2 separate regions of the Mus musculus genome follow, and region 1 is linked to region 2. The links are chromatin loops, found by intact Hi-C in ENCODE. Cell type or tissue: heart. All regions are shown on one strand.

Region 1 (8,000 bases), 64 kb after region 2:
GATGGCCTGAGAGGAGGCTGGGAAGAAGGGAATAATACCTGTCCCTCTGTCCAGACTAAATGGACATGTACAGATTGACATACTTAAGGGCCAACCCCAACATGGATGCCATCTGGGATAAACATAGGAAGAAAGCATGAGGAAAGGAACTTTCTACAGACCCTTGACTTGTTCAGGGCGGCCAGAGTGACCTACAGTAACTAACCACTCTCTTTTTTCCCCCTAAGTCAGGGTTTCTCTGTGTAGCCCTGGCTGTCCTGGAACTCACTCTGTAGACAAGGCTGGCCTTGAACTCAGAAATCCGCTTGCCTCTGCCTCCCAAGTGCTGGGATTAAAGGCATGCGCCACCACTGCCTGGCTATCTAACCACTCTTGATGTCCTCTCCTGCAGAACATTGGGAAGATATGGAAATGTGACTGGGGGGTGGGGGGGCAGAAGGAAAAGGCTCTGACCTGAAACAGCAGCAGCCCCAGCTCCAGCACTGTGCCAGGAAAAGGTTGATGCTCAGGAAGAGCAAGGCCATAGCTACTGGGTCATTGAAGAGCCGCAGTACAAAGATGGAATGGACACGGTAAGAGGCACAACACATGAAGAAAAAGACGAAGGGAGGTACCTAAAGGGTGGGCACCAACGTCAGCTCCCCAAACCTGAGCCACCCCCACCACCCACTTCAGGCCAGGGCCAGTTGGTCCTGTGGCATCAACTCACCTTGGAGGTCTGGTGGTATATCAAGAAAACAAGCACCAAGGTGACAAGGTAGAGTACAGCAAAGATGTTCTGGGCCATAGGGATATCAGTGCCCCGGTCAGTAGCATAGAATAGCCCCGTAAAGATGTACAAAAACCCAGCTGGGTAGCTGGAAGATGAAAGGAAATATGAGCCTAGGGCAGGACTATCAGCCTGGTACCCACCCAGCCCTTCACAATGCCTTCAGACTTCCTATCCTCACTCACACAAGAGGTCCGGTGTCACCCTGCAGCTGTGTGTAGTCATATGTGCCATTGATGAAACCCTCCACCTGGGCCATGTAGGCCTTCCAGTCAATCTCTGTGTCTGGAAGAAGATAACATGGTCTCGTTCCTTCTGAGTCCAGAACTTGCCTACTTCTAAACCCCATGCCTTCAGACCACCAAAGCCCAGAGATTCTACCTCATTCCCAGGTTTCTCCCATTATCGTCCCTGATGTAACCACACCTACGGCATTCTCTGGGTGAACCCATATATTTCGTCTGTGTGTTATGTGTGCATGCATATGAAGGTCAGGAGTTGACACTGGTGTCTTCCTCTGTCATTTATATAACAGAGTCTAGCTAGTCAGTTTGCTTCAAGGATCCCTTGTCCTGCCTCTCCAGTGCCGTGATCATAGATGGGTCACCATGCCTGCCTGGCATTTATGCCTAATGCTAGGAATGTGAACTATGGGTCTCACATTTGCATGGTAAATACCACGTGCTAAGCTATCTCCTTAGGCCCATGAATGTGGGTGTCTTAAACTCAAATGTGTAAAACTGATTTTATGATCTTTCTTCCTACTCCAAATTTACTCTTTCCTGTATTCTTCAAGTAGTACTTCTCTCCTTTTCAGTTTGTGTGTGTGTGTGTGTGTGTGTGTGTGTGTGTGTTTACAAGACAGGGTTTCTCTGTATAGCTCTGGCTATCTGGCTGTCCTGGAACTCTGTAGACTAGGCTGGCCTTAAACTCACAGAGATCCACTTGCTTCTGTCTCCCAAGTGCTGGGATAAAGGCGTGTGCCACCACCACCCAGCTTCTTAGTTCTTGAAACAGTCTTGTTCTCTTTCTCTGTCTTGTGTGTGTTCATATGCACATGTGTGGATTCACACATAAGTGAGTGTACATGCATGTGAGTATGAGTGTGGAGGTTAGAGGTTAATGGTGATTCTCTTTCTGGAATGTTCCTCACTCTCATTTTAAGAACAGGGTCTTTATAAGCCAGTTGTGATGGTGTCCACCTTTAATCTCAACAACACTCAGGAGCCAGAAGAAGGCAGATTTCTGTGAGCTTGAGGCCACTGTGGTCTACATAGCAAAGCCAATCAGGGCTACTTAGTGAGACTCTGTTTTGTTTTGTTTTTTTAAAAAAAGACTGATCCTGGAAGACACCAGTACCTAATGGACTTAAAAGGTCACAAAATGCACTCTTTAAAAGGACTTTCAAGACCTAAGAATTAAAAGCATGAAAAATCAGATCTGCGGTGGGAAGTGACTGTCTAAGGCTACAGACAAGCATCAGGAACAGCAGCAGCAACAGCACATTAATTCTGGCCAGAACTTCGTGGCTGCTTATGCTTTCTTAGCAGGCTGAATGTTAAACGCAGGAGGTAATCTCTGGGTAACCTCCCTCCCATATGGGAGAGAGATTATGATCGCTGTTCTGGAAAATGGGCTTGGGTCAGGTAAAGGATATGGGTTTGATCGGTGAATGAAAGCTCTGTAATCTAGTTTGGGTATCCCTCCCTCCCTCCGGTTCTCTCCCCTTCAGTGAACTCACATGCCACCCTGTGAATGACCCAGAAGGTGATGCCCACCTCTGCTATGCAGAGGCAGGAGGCCACCAGCAATGTGTAGCGCGGTTCCCGCAGCAGTAGGTAGCGTTCTTGCCAGGCACGCTGTAGCCATTGTTTCCAGATTCCTGCCGGCTGGCCGACAGAAGCCGGCTGGCCGCGTTTCCGCAGCCCAGCAGCCATCTTGACAGTGCACCACTCTTTTGCTTCCACCACCCGGGAAAACCAACTCTCACACACTAGGTTCCGGTCTCACGCTCTGGGCGTCTTCTCAAACTAAATGCTGAGCCGAGTAACCAGAAGTCTTATTTACTAAAAATCAGTCTGTTAATTAGACTCAGGGAGCTGGAGTTTCTAGGCCAAAATGATTCATTGGCTACATATTTAGTGCTTATTATACACAGTGGTGAGAGATATTTCTAATGTGAATATGTGCACCGGAATAAGGATAAGATAGCTAGTCCTTAGAACGCATCTCCTTTGAAAGACTACACGATGTTGTAATATAAATATACATATACTTCTCGGTGTATGTCCCTTTCAGAGCACATAAACACGAGTATATCAGTGTTTGCCCAGAAAACAAAACAACAGTTCTGTTCTCTTCTCCAAGCCCAGCTTTCCACTCTGCCTATGCCCAGAGTAGTTGTGTTCACGTAGAGGGGAAAGCTCCTTTCAGTATTCCTCCCGCCTTCCCAAGTACCCGAAGGTGCTCCAAAAATCTTGGGAAGAAGGGAATCTTTAATTAATCACGCCTCTTATTGGAAAGGGTTATTGAAAACCGAACACGAGAGGATGCAGTAATGAGCCTGGTCACGTCTAGTGACCAGATCCGGTTTGCCACGAGGAGATGTGGTCGAGTTTAGACGGGCAGTTCGTTAATATGACACCAAGTAATTCAGCTTCCCAGCCGGACGATTTTCAAAAAAGAGCTTAGAAGGTGACGGAAGTTCCACGTGTTTGTGTGGAGCAGCTGCAGGGGAGGGCGGAGACACAGGCTCCGCCTTCCATTTCTTACCTCGGTGATTGGGCTCCTTAGTCCCGCCCTGGCTGCGGCGCTGCCCTGAGCATGGCCTCTCCCCGGACTCCGGTGTCCCCTCCGGAGTTACCGGAGAAGAACTTCCAGTACCGCCAAGTCCAGTACTGGGACCAGCGCTACAAAGACGCGGCCGACTCTGGACCCTACGAGTGGTTCGGAGACTTCGCTTCCTTCCGTGCCCTCCTAGAGCCGGAGCTGTGTCCTGAGGACCGTATCCTCGTGCTAGGTGGGTAGTGTCCCAGCCACCAGTCGCTGGCCAGATCACATCCGCTTTCTTCTCTTCTGCTTTCTCCTGTACCAGGACGCCCCAGTTCGGAGCCAACACCCAGTACCTTCAGAATCTGTCTGTATTTAACAAGGGCAGACAGAATAAGAGATCGTCAGGACTTTGGAAAAAGACAGTCCTTTGGTGTCCCAGCGAGGGGCATTACCCTGCCCCAGACACTGGAGGCACCTAGGACACTGGAAAGCATATCTCTGTGGACCTACTTCAAGTCCCAGCATTTAACTGGCTGTGTAACCTAGGACAAGTCATGAATCCATTGTGTGTTTCAGTTTCCGTTTCTAGAAATGGGACTGCAAATTTTTCTGGAGTAAATCGTGTGCACCTCGAGCATAACACCTAGTTTTCTTTTCGCACCAGCGGGCACCCGGAGTTGTTGTCAGGTAAAGGGAGTCACCACTTCTCTGAACTCCAGGAGAAAAGTTTGGTCCTAAACACTCATAGGGTAGAATAATGCTGAGTCTGATGGAGAATTGCAGCTGAGGTAGGTGTCAACAAGAGCGATGCTAGGATGTCAGCTGCTGGATACTCAGGAAAAGTTTGAATGAGTTGAGTTGCCTTCCAAATATAGTTTGTAAACGTTTTGTTCAAGAAGCCTGTATACATTTTGGGTTTTTTGTTTTTGTTTTTGTTTTTAGACAGGGTCTCACTATGAAATCCTGGCTGGCTTGGAACTCACCTTATAGAATAGGCTGGCTTTAAACTCACAGAGATCCAACTACCTCTGCTTCTAAAGCCTGTATACATTTAAGTGGAATACTTGATAGGGATAAAAAGGGTATCTCTTATACATATAGTATATATATTTTGGGGGGGGGGGAGTAGAAAATGACCAGGACTAGAAAGGATAACCTAGTGGCTAAGAATTTGGACTCTGAGAGCAAGTAGTTAATGGTAGAAATTTGGTTTAGCTGGAATTGTAATCTTGTACAAAATCTTTAAATTTCTGTGCCTCTATTTTCAAGCCTTAAGAAAATAAAAACCTAGCTGGGTGTGGTGACTCACACCTTTAATCCCAGCCTTGGGAGCAAGAGGCCAGCCTGGGCTATGCAGCAAGTTCCAGGACAGCTAGGAGGCTACATAGAAAGACCCTGTTTCAACAAAACAACATAAGTAAATAACTAAGAAAATGAGAACCTACAGATGAGATCTTCTGGTGATTAGACGAGTATGTGAAGCATCTAGACCAATACCTGGCTAAAAGCTTCGTGTGTCCTTGGAGTTTGCTTATGGTTTCCCCGTAACCTCTCCCCACTAGAAGTAAACAGTTTCTTGAATTCTGTGGTTGTATACTATTGCGTTTATTTATAGAGTTACCACAGAACTACGTTTATCAAGCTTTAGTGCCTTTCAAAATTAACTGGCAAGTTAGGCTCCACTCTGAGATTCTAATTCCAGGGAAGTCTAATATAGAAGCTAGGGACCTTTTTTCTTTTGTTGAAATGGGGTCTTGTTATGTAGCAGTCTAGCCTGACATTTACTGATTAGGATATTTTCCACCCCTACCTCCTAAAGGCTGGGATTGCAGGTGGGCACCAGCAGGCCTGCACTCAGGGCTCTGTTTTCAGCAGTCTCCACAGCTGATTGTCATACTGCTGGTGGGCAAGACATCTGTCTTCGTTAAAATCTTAGCATCGCCGGGCGGTGGTGGCGCACTCCTTTAATCCCAGCACTCGGGAGGCAGAGGCAAGCAGATTTCTGAGTTCGAGGCCAGCCTGGTCTACAGCGTGAGAACTGATGTTCTCTAATAAAACTTTTTTTCTCTGCCTCCCAAGTGCTGGGATTAAAGACGTGCGTCACCACTGCCCGGCATAAAACTTATGTTTAAGACAGAGTCTCCTGTAGTCCTGGCTGGCCTAAAACTCACAGGTAGACTAGTCTGGCATCAGACTCACAAAGCTCTGTCTGCCTTTGCCTTCTGGGTGCTGAGATTACAGACGTGAGCCACTATACCTACCCAAAGCTTTATTTATCAAAAGGAAATAAAGATTCTACTGTAAATCAATCTACTGTCTTGGGTTGAGTTCCCCAGAAAGGATCCCAAGAAGGAGATTCCTGTCCAAGTCATTCATCCAGTAGTGGCTTCCAGGAAAAACTGACAGGTAAGAACGGAGAATGGAGAGAGGCAGCCAGGTGTGGTGGCGCACGCCTTTAGTCCCAGCACTTGGGAGGCAGAGGCAGGTGGATTTCTGAGTTCAAGGCCAGCCTGGTCTACAGAGTGAGTTCCAGGACAGCCAGGGCTACACAGAGAAACCCTGTTTCGAACAAACAAAACAAAACAAAAACAGAATAGGGAAAGTAAAAAAAGATAAAACTGTGATCTCAGGCAAAATCTCGAGAATAATTTTGGCCTGAAGGGGCACAGATGACATGACGACCTTGAGAAGCAAATACCAAAACCTGGGGACAGACTAACGCTTACAAAAGGGCTACAGGGGTCTGGTCAGAACATTGGCAGTGTCTGCAGTCATGGGCATGTGAACTGCAGATGCTCTCTGATAGCAGGATTTCTAGTTCTGCTGTCTTGCCATGCAGCGCACAAGGAGAAGCAGTAATAGCTTCATAGTGAAATACAGCCCACTGGTCATGCTAACGTAGCCCAAGCTGCAGTGTCCCACCAGGCTTGAGTGGGCCTCTTGGAAACTGAGAGGCAGCTGAGCATCGTGGTTAGAAGCTCTGGCTTGGTGTGAAACAGATGTCAGCCCAAATTCTGGCTCCATCTCTGTTGTGTCCTTGGAAAGCTCCTTAACTATTTTCCTCAATTTCTCCACCTAAAAACTGAGAACAATAAAATACTATTTCTGCATGAATCAATATTGAAAATAAACTAAGAATTCTTATGAATTACTTAGCATAATACTGAGTGTTCAGTGACTACTACCTGTAACAGTTTGGGGGGAGGGCTAAGGATGTCACTCAGTTCATTAAGTTCTTGTCTAGCTTGTAGGAAGCTGAGGGTTCAATTCCTAGTATCATGTAAATTGCAAATAGTCCATATTTCACATAAATCTGAATCCCAGTGATCCAGAAGTAGAAGTGTCAAGTTTCAAACCTGGAACCAATGGCTGAGGTGCCTACTTAACATATCAAAGTTGGGCTGGAGAGATGGCTCAGCAGTTAAGAGCACTGACTGCTCTTCTGAAGGTCCTGAGTTCAAATCCCAGCAACCACATGGTGGCTCACAACCATCTGTAATGTCTTCTGATGCCCTCTTCTGGTGCATCTGAAGACAGCTAAAGTGTACTTAAATATAATAATAAATAAATCTTTAGGCCAGAGCAAGCAGAGGTCCTGAATTCTAATTCCCAGCAACTACATGATGGCTCACAACTACAGTGTACTCATATACATTCATTAAATAAATAAATAAATAAATATTTTATGCATTCATTCATTCATCTGGTACTAAAACCCAGGAGAAGAAAGATCAGAATTTCAATGCCATTCTCAACTACATAGGCAGCCTATCTAAAAAGAAAACACTTTAATTTTTTTCTCTTTAATGTCTTTCTCTTTTTTTCTTTTTGAGTGTGATTTCACTATGTAGCCCAGGCTGGCCTGGAACTTAGAGACCTACCTGCCTCTGCCTCCTCAGTGCTGGGATTAAAGGTGCCTGCAACCCAGCCCAGCCTGTTTATGATTTTTGAGGCATGGTTACGATACATGGGCTGGCCTGGAACTTACTATGTAGATGAGGCTGGCTTTGAATTCCTAATCTCATCATTCTATGATATTGATAAATAAGAATTGGAAGCAGTCTGGATACCAAGAAAGTGAGATCCCTTTATGGAACCTGCCAAGAGCTGCTATCTAGCCCCATTCTTAGCCCAAGATGGGCTACTGGAAGACCTGCAAAAGAGCACTTTCTTTCAAAGCAATGTAAATTGGGCTGTCCTCCCTCTCCTTGACCCTGCCCTCTTAGAGACTGCATTCTTTTGTTGTTATTTTTGAAACAGGGTCATACTTTAGCCCAGGCTGACCTCCAACTCAGAGTCCACCTGCCTCTGCCTCCTAAATGCTGGGATTAAAGTTATGAGACTATGCCTAGCTTAGAGATTGCATTGTAGATAATTTACTCCAAATTTCCCTGCACCCCATCCCCAACTCCCAAGGCACGGATTATTTCTCAGCTCTTCTGAGTCAGTGTCTTTGAAA
Region 2 (8,000 bases):
TGTTTTTTTAAGGATTTATATCAGTACACTGTAGCTGTTTTCAGACACACCAAAAGAGGGCATCAGATCCCTTTAGAGGTGGTTGTGAGCCACTATGTGGCTGCTGGAAAATGAACTCAGGACCTCTGGAAGAACAGTCAGTGCTCTTTAACTGCTGAGCCATCTCTCCAAGATCTTGTATTAGTTCTTGCAGGAAAGATATTTTCCCCATGCATCTTATCAAACCCTGGCAAAAACCTCCATTCTTCCAGAGTTCCTAAGGGGATTGATTGTCCCAAAGATCTTGTATGTTAGAATAAATAAAGAATAGGGTTGCCCTCACCAGTTGGACCTTATGAGGTTTCAGCTTTTTTAAACAAACAAACAAAAACTAGAGTAAATTTAAAGCATAAGAATATAGCTAATCGAGGCTGGAGAGATGGCTCAGTGGTTAAGAGCACTGACTGCTCTTCCAGAGGTCCTGAGTTCAATTCCCAGCACCCACATGGTGGCTCACAACCATCTGCAATGTGATCTGACGCCCTCTTCTGGAGTGTCTGAAGACAGCTATGGTGTACTCATATACATAAAACAAATAAATCTTAAAAAAAAAAAAAAAGAATATAGCTAATCCCCATGTCCTGTCACCAGCTTCAACATCAGTCAATTCATGGCCAACGCTAGTATGTGTTAACGCAAAGGACTCAATGTGATTGCATCGGGATCCAGCCATGATGTCAGATCCCCTGCATCTGGGATTATAGGCAACTCATAGTTACCTGATGTAGGTGCTAAGAACTAGACTTGGTTCTCTGTAAGAAAAGTGCATGCTCGTAACCACTGAGCTATTTCTCCAGCCCCTAATTGTGCTTTTTTTTGGGGGGTGGTGAGGGGGGACTGGCTTGGTTTGGTGTTTTATTTTCCTTTTGAGGAGGCACAGCGTTATTGTATAAAAGCTGAGCCAGAGAGTTTAAAATAGGGATACACGATCTAGCACACACACAAGAGTCTCCAGTTCATATGTAAGCCCTCTCCAAAGTTACCCATATACATCTAGTCCCTCTTCAACTTCAAATGTGCTTGGCCTCTTCATACCAGTCAATTCCCTTTAGGGTCTGCCACTGTCACAAAACAACCCTTTGCAGAACACATGACACCACATAGCCCTAGACTGCACTCCCTTAGTCTGACTTCCCAGGTCGGTCTCCTCGGTGGAGGCTTCTGCTGGTGGTGTCTTGAGCATCTCAGGCATTGACTCAGGTGGGGGGGGGGGCACTTTCTTCTAGGAGATTTCCTTGATAGAGTCAGTTCTCTCTCCGTGGCTGTTGCCAGCTGTACCACGGGTACCAAGGTTCACCTGACAGCAGTGTGGGGGTGGGGTGGGGTGGTGGCTGATGGAGTCACACTGACAGTTCGATGTATAGTAGGAAAGTCAGCATCTCGGGTCTCAACCTGGAGAAGGTAGCAACTGAGAAGACCACACTCCCTGGCTTTCTGGATGGCCTGGGTCAGCGTCTTGTGCCGCTTCATACAGACCCCCTGTGTATGAGGCATGGAAGATGATACCAGTGTGGGCACAAACTCTTCAAGAGCTTCACATCCTAAAGTCAACGTGAAACTTGTGATGCCGGCAGATGGGGCAAGGATTCCCAGCAGCACTGGCGGCAAGCGTTTGTGGTTGCAGCAGTAGTCAGCCCAAGCAGGGCGAGAGCCATAGCTGTTCTGGTATTGTGAATCCAGGTATTTCCAAGGTTCATTTTCATAAGGGGAACCGGAAAGTGAGGACAGAGCATCTTCTTCAGGATGGCCTCAGAGCAAGAGTCTGGAGGGGAACCTGAACTACAAAAGAACTTTGTAAAAGTGTAGGAAACAGCCTTAGCAGCGTGTGCCATCTTGATGCCTGCCGTATGGCCTGCCAGAAGAACCGTGTTTGGTTAATTTTATCTTCATTTAATGCCTGAGGGATTTACCTGCATCACATGTATGCAGAGAACTCCCCAATGCCACAGGGGCATCGGGTTCCCCTGGAAGTGGAGTTGCAGAGAGTTGTGAGCAGTCATTTGAATGCTGAGAACCACACACCAATCCCTTGAAAGAGCAGCAAGTGTTCTTAACTGCTGAACCATCTGTCTCCAGCCTCTAGGTTTCAATGGTGTGTGTGTGTGTGTGTGTGTGTGTGTGTGTGTGTACAGATAGAGGTCAGATGTTCGTGTTGAGTGTATTCTTCAACTGCCTCTAGTTTCAAGACAGTATCTCACTGGCCCTGGAAAAATGATTTTGCTCAGCGGACCAGCTCCTAAGTCCTGGTGATCTTACCTTGCCTACCAGCACTGGGGTTTAGGGTGTGGGAGTAAAGATGTGCCTCACGTCTCAGGACTGGAGACAGAATAACTAACATAAAGCAGCCTGGGAAACAGGCAGAAAGGCCTGGCTGGCCCTATGATTTGGCACAACCAATGTTTTTAGAGTCTCTGATCTATATTTAAAAAAAAAAAAAATCCTGCCCTTTTTTCCCCTGATATTCCAGAGAGTTTCAGTCTTTCCCGTTGTTTTTCTACCATTGTCTCCACCCCAAACCCTGTATCCTCCTGGGGCTGGAGAACCCTCTCTGATTTCCTGATACATTGGCTCAGTTGCATAGCTACTAATGTCTCAACTCTAAAGTAAACTGGAAGCGCCTAAGTACATTTTATACAGAAAATAGACCACAGTGACTTACAGATACATCTGACTTTACTTGGGTACAAGGGATCAAACTCAGGTCTTAATGCTGAGAACAGAACAAGCACTTCTCAGAGTCCTTTCTCCAGCCCCTGGCCTGAATTTACTGTAAACTGGTTATTAGATCTAGAGGTTCAATTGCTGTTTTGTTTATGCGGAAGTTAGTACAGTCCAGAATGGCCTCGAACTCCCAAATTGCCTGCCCTAGTCTCCTAAATGTATTATACACATATGGGTGTACTCAGTAGCTTACTGAGACCAGAGAATTGAGTACTCAGTAGCTTACTGAGACCAGAGAATTGAAACAAGGTTTCAAATGGCCCCAGAATGGCCTGGAACTCATTTTGTAGCAGTGGGGTGACCTTGATTTTTTTTTTTTTTTCTCCTTAGGTTTTTCTCTTTAACCCTAGTTGTCCTGGAATTCTGTAGATCAGGGTGGCCTTGAACTCAGAGATCTGCCTTTTTCTGCCTCCTGAGTGCCGGGATTAAAGGCTGGTTCCATCTAAGTCCAGCAACCTTGAATTCTTGATCATTCTATCCCTGCCTCCTGAATGTTGGAGTTATTGGCATGCACCGCACCCAGTTTTATGAGGTACCGGGGATCAAACACAAAGCCTCAGGGTAGACAAGCATTTTACCAACTAATCTATAACCTCAGGCATGCTGATAGCTTTTTTAAACTTTAACACCAAGACTGGCAGCTCCCCATTGCAATAATGCTTAAGCTGGATGAATGGGCAGTCGAGTGTTGTCACATGCCTTTAATTCCAGCACTTTGGCGACAGGCAGGAGGTTCAGTTCTTAAGTTAGCTTAGGCTCTCTAGAGAGATTGTCTCGGAAATATAAACGGGTGTAATTTGAGCGCATTGGAATAAAGTTGTCTAATTTTGCAAATTGAGTGTGTGTGTGAGGTGTATCTTTTACAGACACTTGAGATCTGCTTTGTCTGTAGACCCAGGATAAACAATGAACTTATAAAAGGGCTTGTTCAGGTTTTCTGGCAGTGGGTGATGTGCCTTGGGGTGGCAGAACTTCATTCTCAATGACCCAGTTGAACACCTATGAAGTGTGAAGGAACTGAGGACAGAGCAAAGAGGCAAGCAGAAGTGTGCTCCTCACCCAGCTGATTCAACTAGCAGGACTAATTGAAACTGATCCACTCTGGACCGAGAGTTGGCGTGAGTCAGCAAAACGCCAAAGGTGGGCGAGCAGCAGCATGCGCCTGCGGGGAAGGTATCCAAGCTGTAAAGCGACCCCCTCCCACGTTAGCCCGTGTCTAGGCATTTCTCCCCTCGCAACACCTCCCGTGCTCCCCACTACGATAAGCCTCGGGCGATCCTGCCACGCCCCTCGATACAACCTCCACTTTCCAGAAGGCAGCGAAAACCCGCACAGGTGGTAGACGTAGACGGGAAACTGGAACCGCGCAGGCGCGGAAGCTGCCACGCCTGCTGGACTCCGCGGCGCTTGCGTCCCGTTCTACTAGACCCGCCCCCTGGACTCACGCAGACTCTGCTTTCTTACGTCAACCCTGCGCATGCTCCTTGGGATGAGGGGTGCGATTTCGGGGTGGGGAGGAAGGGCAGGGAGGCGGTCCTAGGCCCAAGTCTCACCACGACTGCGCAGATTGGATCCCGAGTGAACATGGCGACTTGCGCTGATATCCTGCGAAGCGAGTTCCCTGAAATTGACGGGCAGGTCTTCGACTACGTGACCGGTGAGCGAAACTGAATTAACTGCCTGGGGAGGCCGAAGTGGAGGTTGTGGGGAAAGACTGAGGGCGGACAGTGCAGCAGACCGCTATCTGGTCTCTCTGCGTGACCTCTTATCTTGAGGGCCAGTGGGGTCTGGTGCCCCGAGTGAGCTGTACAGACACTGAAACTGCTCCTATATCCGCCCTACCCGTTGTCTGTCTTGTTCTGCGGTACCCGGCTCAGGTGTCTTGCACAGTGGCAGCGCGGATTTCGAGTCTGTGGATGACCTGGTGGAAGCTGTCGGGGAACTATTGCAAGAAGTGTCCGGGGACAGCAAGGATGACGCTGGCATTAGGGCTGTCTGTCAGCGCATGTACAACACTCTACGCCTGTAGGTGCCAAGGGAATGAAGTTGATGGGCAAAGAGAGGAGAATGGAGAACAAACGAGGGGGAAGGTCTGAAGGCTGTAAATCTTTTCTCCCAAGTGAGTGCTTTCTCTCTACCTACATAGGGCTGAACCGCAGAACCAGGGAAACAGCCAGGTGCTACTGGACGCCCCCATCCAGTTGTCGAAGATAATGGAAAACTATGGTGAGAGTGAGGGGAGATTGAACTAGCTGCCTTCTGCCTCCACCCCCAGCCACCACCTCGCTGCAGCTCAGGTCTCTCCATCTCAACAACAAGGCTTGTAGGAGCTAGCGGTATTTTTGTGACCATAAAAGCTTGTGATGGAGAACGGGGCCTGGAGGGCTCTCCAAGCTATTGTCTGTAGTAGGAGGCATACAGACCTTGAAGCTGGTTTTGCCAGTTTCGTACCTTAACCAACAGCGTGGTCTTAAAAGAGTACATTGGGCTCTTCTTAAGTGTGAGATCGTTTTGCCCTTTACTTCAAGGCTAATAACTGTCCATTTCAGTGTTATAATGCTATCTTTAAAACTATCCTTGGTTCTTGTTAGTCATTCAAAGTCTTCATTTCCCTTCTCTCATGGAGAAGGTGACTGCTTTTCTTATCACTTACAGACTGTGACACCAAACTTCCAGGACTGCTAAAGAGGGAACAGTCCTCGGTGAGAAGTGGGAAGGGGCTGTGGTGGGTGTGAGAGTTGACCGTCTACTGAATAGTGGGTGTATCTTTGGGCGAGATTTCTGGTGTGTCTTTCCCTGCGTGTTTGCTTATGTAGCGTCATGGGTAAGTTTAAGGGTTTGTTTGCAGTAATCTCTGGAGTTCCTTTTTGAACCTGTACCCTAGTATGAACTGGTTGTGTTTGGAATTCACTCAGACAGTAAATGCGAAGAAACTAGAGAAGGCTGAAGCTCGACTGAAGGCAAAGCAGGAGAAGCGTTCAGAGAAGGAAACACTGAAGACCAGCAACCCTCTGTGAGTTTGGGAAGAAGGGCTCTAAGCAGGAAGCAGGGCAGATTCTGGTATTGAAGGACTTTCGGGAGCCCTAAAAGCTGTCTGTTTCTCTTTTAAAAAGAGTCTTGGAGGAGGCGTCAGCTAGCCAGGCAGGCAGCAGAAAAGAGAGTCGATTGGAATCATCTGGCAAGAACAAGTCCTATGATGTGCGAATTGAGAACTTTGATGTCTCTTTTGGTGACAGGTGAGGGAATGGCCAGTGGCAGGATCTTTCTAATTAAAGGAGAAGGAGCTGTGTTTCTAGATGATTCTTCATCTCTCTTTCTTACCACCCCTTCAGGGTACTGCTGGCTGGAGCAGATGTAAACTTGGCATGGGGCCGACGCTACGGCCTGGTGGGACGCAATGGTCTGGGGAAGACGACATTGCTAAAGATGCTGGCTACCCGGAGCTTGCGTGTCCCAGCCCATATTTCCCTACTGCATGTAGAGCAGGAAGTTGCTGGAGATGACACTCCTGCCTTGCAGAGTGTGCTGGAAAGTGACACCGTACGAGAGGACCTGCTACGGCAGGAACGGGAGCTCAGCCTCAGGATTGCCGCTGGCAGGTGAAGGCTTTAGGCTTGAGGGTATAAGCAGCAGCTCTCTGTCCTGGCTGGCTTGTGTGAACTTGACACAAGCTAGAGTTATTTGAGAAGAGAAACTTTAATTGAGACAGTGCCTCCATAGATTGGTCTGTGGCAAGCCTGTATTGCATTTTCTTTTTTTTTTTTTTTTTTTTTTTTTTTTTTTTTTTTTTTTGGTTTTTTTGAGACAGGGTTTCTCTGTATAGCCCTGGCTGTCCTGGAACTCACTCTGTAGACCAGGCTGGCCTTGAACTCAGAAGTCCGCCTGCCTCTGCCTCCCGAGTGCTGGGGTTAAAGGCGTGCGCCATCACACCCGGCTTGTATTGCATTTTCTTATTTGGTGGTCGATGTAGGAGGACCCAGCTCATTGTGGGCATAGTGCCATCCAGGCTGCTGGTCCCGGGTTCAGTAAGCGAGCAGGCTGAGCGAGTCAGTAAGTGGTGTTCCTCTGTGGCTCTGCTTCAGCTCCTGCCTTGACTTTCCCCAGGGATGGAGTGTGACCTGAGAGTTATAGGATGCAACGAATCCTCTCCTGCCCAAGCTGCTTTTGGTCAGGGTGTCTCACCACCACAACAGAAACCCTGACTAAGACACTGTCCCTTAGATAGTGTCTCCGTAATTCACGTGGCCTCCCTCGTGAGCCGCAGAACTTGGAATTTGGCCTATAGAACTATAAAACTCTAACTGTCCCTGCTTTCCAACCTAGAGAATGCAGGACGCCCGCTTGCGCTGCCTTTACATAAGCTGGTTGGGTCTTTTCCTTCCCAGGGCAGAAGGTTCAGAAGCTGCACAGCTGGCAGAAATCTATGGGAAGCTGGAGGAGATTGAGGCAGATAAGGCACCTGCCAGGTAGGTAAAGCCCCACTTGGTCTCCTGCGTAGTTAGCTGCCCCCTCATTTGATCTGTTCCAACTGGATTCTTCCAATTCTCCTTCCCAGAGCATCAGTCATTCTTGCGGGCCTTGGTTTTACTCCTAAAATGCAGCAGCAGCCTACCAGGTGAGTGAACCCTGCTGTTCTTGCCTTTCCACACTGCTGGCGCTGCACCTGCCTGCTTGCCATGATGAACACAAAGCGCTAATGTGAGTCTGTTGTCATCAGGGAGTTCTCAGGTGGCTGGAGGATGAGATTGGCCTTAGCCCGAGCTCTCTTTGCCAGGTGAGTCCCCAAGCCTGAGCACCTGTAGCTAGAATGTGATGGGATGCCATAGTGAGTCTCTGGCCATAGAAGCTCACACCCTGTATTCTTTTTTCATAGGCCAGACCTTCTGCTGTTAGACGGTAAGTTTGAAGGAGCTACACTGACTTCAGAGCTAGACAGGGGTGATAATAATCCTTGTTCCTGGTTCTCCACCCTTTATCGCCACATATGTGTTTTCTCTGCTTCCTCTCCAGAACCCACAAACATGCTGGATGTAAGGGCCATCCTGTGGTTGGAGAATTACCTGCAGGTGAGTTTTGGGAAGGCCCTGCAGTGGGTCTGGAGGAAGTCTGCCTCCGAGACACTGGGGGCTAGTTCCTCTTCCAAACAGCCTGCCATCCTGTTATTCCTCAGACGTGGCCCTCCACTATCCTAGTTGTCTCTCATGACCGAAACTTCCTGAATGCCATTGCCACAGACATCA

The links. Peaks named below come from ENCODE experiments on the same cell type or tissue, not always from the same donor. Only the 100,000 strongest peaks of a DNase experiment are listed, where the experiment ranks them.
Region 1: it touches region 2 in a loop (3-fold over the local background); 17 of 42 quality-filtered maps call a loop at or near these places.

The regions. Positions count from the first base shown.
Region 1 is chr16:20,608,033-20,616,032 of GRCm38, forward strand. Alg3 (asparagine-linked glycosylation 3 (alpha-1,3-mannosyltransferase)) reads right to left here and starts at 2,729. Exons shown (of 9, transcript NM_145939.3): 1 at 2,511-2,729; 2 at 955-1,054; 3 at 710-857; 4 at 454-614. The coding sequence starts at 2,706. It overlaps Eef1akmt4-ece2 (Eef1akmt4-Ece2 readthrough), which reads left to right and starts at 3,569. Exons shown (of 20, transcript NM_177941.1): 1 at 3,569-3,788. The coding sequence starts at 3,593. Eef1akmt4 (EEF1A lysine methyltransferase 4) reads left to right here and starts at 3,569. Exons shown (of 3, transcript NM_025462.2): 1 at 3,569-3,788. The coding sequence starts at 3,593. In heart, a CTCF peak has its summit at 4,029; DNase peaks (open chromatin) are centred at 2,629 and 3,569; H3K4me3 peaks cover 3,098 bases; H3K27ac peaks cover 2,139 bases.
Region 2 is chr16:20,544,329-20,552,328 of GRCm38, forward strand. It overlaps Ap2m1 (adaptor-related protein complex 2, mu 1 subunit), which reads left to right. Exons shown (of 12, transcript NM_009679.3): 12 at 1-581. Abcf3 (ATP-binding cassette, sub-family F (GCN20), member 3) reads left to right here and starts at 4,275. Exons shown (of 21, transcript NM_013852.2): 1 at 4,275-4,417; 2 at 4,638-4,785; 3 at 4,907-4,986; 4 at 5,416-5,462; 5 at 5,676-5,773; 6 at 5,874-5,996; 7 at 6,093-6,359; 8 at 7,146-7,226; 9 at 7,316-7,375; 10 at 7,478-7,534; 11 at 7,634-7,656; 12 at 7,771-7,826; 13 at 7,931-8,000. The coding sequence starts at 4,345. It also overlaps the pseudogene Gm15760. In heart, no CTCF peak of the experiment used is centred here; a DNase peak (open chromatin) is centred at 4,223; H3K4me3 peaks cover 2,493 bases; H3K27ac peaks cover 1,985 bases.